Regions from separate parts of the Homo sapiens genome. Here region 1 is linked to region 2. The links are chromatin loops, found by intact Hi-C in ENCODE. Cell type or tissue: MCF 10A. All regions are shown on one strand. Links, peaks and the distances in the headings refer to the core of each region. The heading gives the core; the rest is flanking DNA.

Region 1 (2,926 bases), core at 296-2,795, 170 kb after region 2:
CCCAGAAAAATAAATCAATCAGAACTTTTCTCTCAGCCACCAAGAGTTCTGGTAACCTGTGTTTTCCCTCTGAGAAGCTTTTCTGCTGGTGTCCTTTATGATTGTCAGTGACAAGAAGCAAGACTAGGGGGTAAGAGTGGGAGTAGCTGGAGTCTGGACTTAGTGGGCTGCAGAGTAGTTGACAATCATGTTTTCTTATTAGGTGTCAGGAATGACCTTGGCCATTTATGAAATGTAAGTGACCCCAGGGAATGCTTAGCAGTCCTTTAAAAAAGATTTAGATTAAAATTCCTGCATTGCCATTTTACAAAAGAGAGTAGAGGAAAGGGAAACATCAAGCTAAGTTTGACCTCCTCACCTTGTGATTCCGACCTTCGAGGGTCTCTGGTGACAGTACTATGCCTTCCTTGTACATAGCTGGCACTCAATTTTTTTGAGTACTGGCTTCGATACTTCTTGCCTAAGAAGAAAATAAAAAGCAAAATTATATGATGAAATATGGATGAACCCAAAAAAGAAAGAAAGAGAAGGAGAGGGAGCGAGAGAACAAACAAAACCCAGAGAGGTCACAGGGTCTATCTTTTACATCTAAGGAAGTAGAAGCTTAAGCGAGCTCAGACGGAATTGGCCATGTGATGTTTTTAAAAGTCCATATAAGGAAATTTCATGCTGCAGCCTGTCAGTACTGCCAATTCTGCTCATGAATTTTCTATGCCGTTTGACACTTATGTTTTCTGGAGTTATAAAAGGAGGAGTGTTACTTCTTAATAAACTCCCTCTTCCACAGCGGGATAGAAAGGAACCATAGCTGAAAATAGGAGCTTTTAAGTGTGGCAGAGCAAGCCCAGAAACCGGGGTTTTCAGCCTAGGTTATCTTCTAACTAGCAGTGTGTCCTTGGGTAAATACTCCTTCTATGGCATTTTTTTTTTAATCTGGAAAATTAAAGAAGGTCAGAGTATAAAATCTCTAAATTCTCTTCCACTAACAGAAATATGTGTTGCTTTTTTTTTTTCAACTTTTATTTTCAATTTGGGGGCTACATGTGCATGTTTGTTACAAGGATGTATTGCATGATGCTGAGGTTTGGAATACAGTACGATTGAACCTATCATCCAAGTAGTGAACACAGTAACCAAGAGGTAGTTTTTCAACCTTTCTCTCCCCCCTTATTGTCCCCAGTGTCTATTGTTCCCGTCTTTATGTCCATATGTACCCACTGTATATTTGGTTCTTGAAATGTTTGTGCTGAAGCACCCTGGAATTTGATTCTCAAGCAACTAATACTGCCATCTTGTGGTCAAAACAAGTTTGTCTTTTTGTTCTAAAGATGGCTCTCCAGCTAAGACACAAATGATGATGTGCATTCATTCAGTACATTATCATCTATGTACGTATGTATATCTATCTATATCTATCTATCTATGTATATCTGTCATCTATCTGTTTATCCAAGTCTCTATCATCTGTTCATTATCTATGTATCTATCATCTATTTATCCTATTTTTTAATTTTTTATTGAAGTATAACATACATATAGAAAATTGCACCATTAATAAGGATGCTAAATTTTCACAGACTAAGCATATCTGGCACCCTGCTCATGAAACAGAACATTACCAGATCCCACAAGCCCTCTTTGCCCCTTTTTAGTCACTGCTCCCCACCCCCAACCTACACTCACAGTGAATTTCACAAATGTAACATTGTGCAAAAGAAGGCCAAATACAAAAGTTAGTACCCACCTCCTGCCCTGGGTTACCACTATCCCAATTACTAACAGCATAGATTTATTTTGCTTGTGTTTGTACTCTATAGAAATTGAGTTATTTTCTATGTATTCTTTTGCATCTAGTTCTTTTTGCTCAACATTATGTTTATAAAATGTATCCATATTGTTGCATATAGTTGTAGATCATTCTTGTTGCTGTAGAGTATTCCTCAAGAGCCTCTTAAAAATTGGTCTGTGGTGGCTGGGCGTGGTAGCTCACGCCTGTACCCCCAGCATTTTGGGATGCCTAGGTGGGTGGATCACTTGAGGTCAGGAGTTCAAGACCAGCCTAGCAAACATGGTGAAACCCCACCTCTACTAAAAATACAAAAATTGGCCGGTTGTGGTAGCGTGCACCTATAATCCCAGCTACTCGGAAGGCTGAGGCAGGAGAATCGCTTGAACCTGGGAAGTGGAGGTTGCAGTGAGCTGAGATTGCGCCACTGCACTCCAGCCTGGGTGACAGAGCAAGACTCCATTTCAAAAAAAAAAAAAATTGATATGTGATTAAATTAAATTTTATTTTTTTCAGTATGAAAGTCATGTTTTGTGCATGGTAGGAAAGTTTTTTAAAAAGTAACTCATAACCTTCTTCCCAAAGGTAGATCAACCATCATTAATATTTTGGTGTTTTTTATCTCAATATTGCTTCAATACATTTTTTTCAACATTTAAGATAGTTGTATATAGAATTGTATATATAAATTTTGTTACCTTAATAGTAGAATGTAAACATATCACTGTGTTATTAAACATCCTCATGGATGTCATTTTTAATTTATTTTAATTTTTGGAAGTCATTTTAAATAATTAACATTTGCTTACATTTGGAGTGCTCAGAATATTTTTTCTTTGTTTTACTATGAGCAAACTCAGTGAACATCCTTGACCACAAAATGTTTTCTGTTCTTTGGATTGTTTCAAAATTTTAATAAAAGTACTAAAAGTAGAACTTTGGGGTCAAAGCCTTTAGAAACAGAAGACAGCTTCAGTTTGTGCCTACGATGCAGTCAGTGATAAGACACTGGGGGAGAAACTGGCACATACTGAGTTCCTAGTATATGTACCAGACATTGTACAAGGGACTTTATGGACATTCTCTCATTTAATTCCCTGAAAAACTCTATGAGGTACATATAATCTGCTTTTTTTGGAG
Region 2 (2,926 bases), core at 199-2,698:
CAATGAAGAAAAGGTCACTTCGTGAAACAACAGGTAACATTTGGTCAAAGACAGAGAGAAGGGATTGTTAAGAGGAAAGTGAATGGAGTTTATTCCACAGCAGCTATAAGAACCCTAATTTCTAGCAACCAGGCTATGAAGATTCTGCACAGCTGTGTTAGGTGAGAGGAGAGAAAATAATTGTTTTTGCTCTGAAAGGCCAAGCAAGATCCCTATAAATACTATACTGCATCACAGTCAAAGTCCTGGTCCCTTCAACCTGAGACATTCATTTGGACACAATTCCAGGAACATGATTCTCAAGTTGTTTTGTTTGTTTCATTTTCACAAACTGTAAAGATGCTCATCATCTCATTCCTCAGCTTTCCTGACCAGTGTACTGTTAACCCTTGAACCTGAAATTACTTCCTTCTACCCCTCCTCCTGCACCAACCCTCCTGCTGGCTAGTTGAAGATGTAAGAGATAAGGGGGGTTGGGGATAACAAGTGAGCAACATAGAGCTCAACAAGGACAGGAAGCATGTTCTCTCTCCACTCACTGGGCCCATACCAATGTTTTCATAAAACAGTTCTGAGCATTTCTATAACTCTGGTCTCTGAGATCTCCTTCTTGGCATTTCCCTACAACTCCCTCTGTACCTTCTATGCCAAGATGGAAATTCAGCTAGAGGTAGGGCACAAGGAAACAGGGGTCCAGGGCAATTAGGCCTCTAAATATTGGCAACCATTCAGCTAGACAGTGAGATAGTCCTCAAGCAAATATCCCTGGTATGGAATTTTGGTTTTAAAATCAACGGAGGATGTTTTGTCTGGGCTCATATTCTTTAGCCATCTTTTCCACCTTCATACTTGTAAATCTAGCAGGGAATCACAGAACCTGGGAATTGGAAGGAACCTTAGAAGCCATGTTTATCCTCTTGCTCAGTGCAGAAATATCCTTCTGACAGTCTGAGAAACTCATCCCTATGCAAAACAGCTTATTCCATATTTGATCATTTCCTAATTGTTAAAAGGGTCTTCCTTAGGTTGAGGAAAAAATAGCTTCACACAAACAATTTCTAATTCCTCTTTCACATGACAGCCCTTTAAAATATCTAGCATGTCACGCCAAGTCATTCATCCTCTGGGCTAAATATCCTCAGTTCTTTCAAACCATGCCTCATAGGACATGGTTTACAGACTTTTTGCCACTCTAGTTGTCTTTTGAGCATAAATCTACTCAGTGTGCAGCCCGTAGCTTAATCAAAATCCTCTGTTGTTTCTTGCATGAACTACTACTATGTGCCTGATTCTAGGTTTGTACAATTGACTTTTAATTTTACCTGGATGCTGGGCTTTGTATTCATTCTCAAAAACCATTGCCTTGTTTATTTTAATCTATCTCCTTAAGATCTTTCTTTATCTTGAGCCTCATATACAAAATCATATTCTCCATAGTAATGTTTCTCAATCTTTTTTTATCATTATCACGGTCCTAAAGAGCCTTTTTAGATATTTTTCCCAATGTCTCTCCGTGAAATTTTAATACCACAGATATGCTGTCTATCTGTTTATTTGCTGTCTATCTGTTTATTTGCTGTATGTATATCTCTGTTTCATGTAAAAAAGAAATTTTTTTTTCACTCTTCAAGAATCAATTTTTGCCCTCTTGGGGGCAATATCACCCCCATTGAGAATGCATGATCTGTATCAATAAATGTTTTATATGTGTATTTGATCAGCCAGACTGATGAAAGTATTGAATGAGAGGGTCCAGGACAGAATACTGCAGCATAACCTTAAGAGTCTTCCCCTTTTGATAAGGTTGTTCAAACTTGAAACAATCCATATAACTCCTGCTACCACCCAGCTCTGACTTTTCCATCTTCTTCATGAAGATATCATAAGACTTTTTCAAATGTCTTGCTGAAATCCAGATACAGTATACTATGGTATCCCAGTGATCTATCCTTTTAGATACCCTTTTCAAAAAGGAAACGGACTTAGTTAGGCATGTCTTGCTTTTAGTCATCCCATGCTTACCCCTAGTGATTTCCGCTCCCTTTCTAAAGCCTCACAAACGATCTGCCTAACAGTGCATTCTACACTTTTGCCAAGGATAAATGCCATGCTCATTGGTCTTCAGTTTCCAGGATCTATATTTTGCACCCCACACCACCACCACCTACCTTCACTAAAAATTGGGATATTTCCCTGCCTCTTTGCACCCCTCATGTCTTCTCTTTGCCATAATTTCTCAAAGGTTACCAAGACTGGCTCTGTGATCACATCTGCACATTCTCTCAGCAGCCTCAAATGTGATTTGTGTGGGCCTGGAAACTCATTGAAGGCAGCTAAGGACTCCTTTATTATCTCCTCATCTATCTTGGGCTTTAATTCTCTTTCCAGTTCAAAGATCATGCTCCTTGATGGAGAGGTTAATTAACTTGCCCACAGCCACACACCTAGTAAATTGGCAGAGCTGGGATTTAAATCAGGCTCTATTTAACTCTGAAGACTGGCTCTTAACCAGAATGCTATGAGATTTCAAACACCAAATGAGTGGTATGGCCTATGGGTGTTGTATGAGTTCCAAAATGGGAGAGAACTATTTTAATAAGAGTAGTCGAGGCAGGCCTTATACAAGAGGTGAAATTTGAACTGGATCTTAAATAATGAGTAGGATCCCAATAGGAACAAAATAATGATGTGTGCATATGTTGGTAGGAATCAGGGAAGAGACTGAGGATGGCATCCCAGTCAGAGGAAATAACAAAGAATAATAAAGGATAAGAATTGCCACCTTGGTCTGCCTCATAGTCTACTTGGTTGATCATTATGAACACTAAGATACCACAAATGGTCAAGAGAGAGCCAGAGTGTTCCTGCCTTACCTTAATAATAGTTTATTAAAGCTCTGATGCTTGCTACTTGTATATTCTAGGGC

The links. Hi-C counts contacts between places; a loop is a spot of excess contacts. Peaks named below come from ENCODE experiments on the same cell type or tissue, not always from the same donor. Only the 100,000 strongest peaks of a DNase experiment are listed, where the experiment ranks them.
Region 1: it touches region 2 in a loop (5-fold over the local background); 27 of 110 quality-filtered maps call a loop at or near these places.

The regions. Positions count from the first base shown.
Region 1 is chrX:111,444,424-111,447,349 of GRCh38, forward strand. No RefSeq gene overlaps it. Among named protein-coding and RNA genes, the nearest start is that of DCX, 34 kb to the left of the region's middle. In MCF 10A, for the core only: CTCF peaks have their summits at 1,278 (motif pointing left) and 1,477; a DNase peak (open chromatin) is centred at 1,278.
Region 2 is chrX:111,270,983-111,273,908 of GRCh38, forward strand. No RefSeq gene overlaps it. Among named protein-coding and RNA genes, the nearest start is that of CAPN6, 2.0 kb to the left of the region's middle. In MCF 10A, for the core only: no CTCF peak of the experiment used is centred there; no DNase peak of the experiment used is centred there.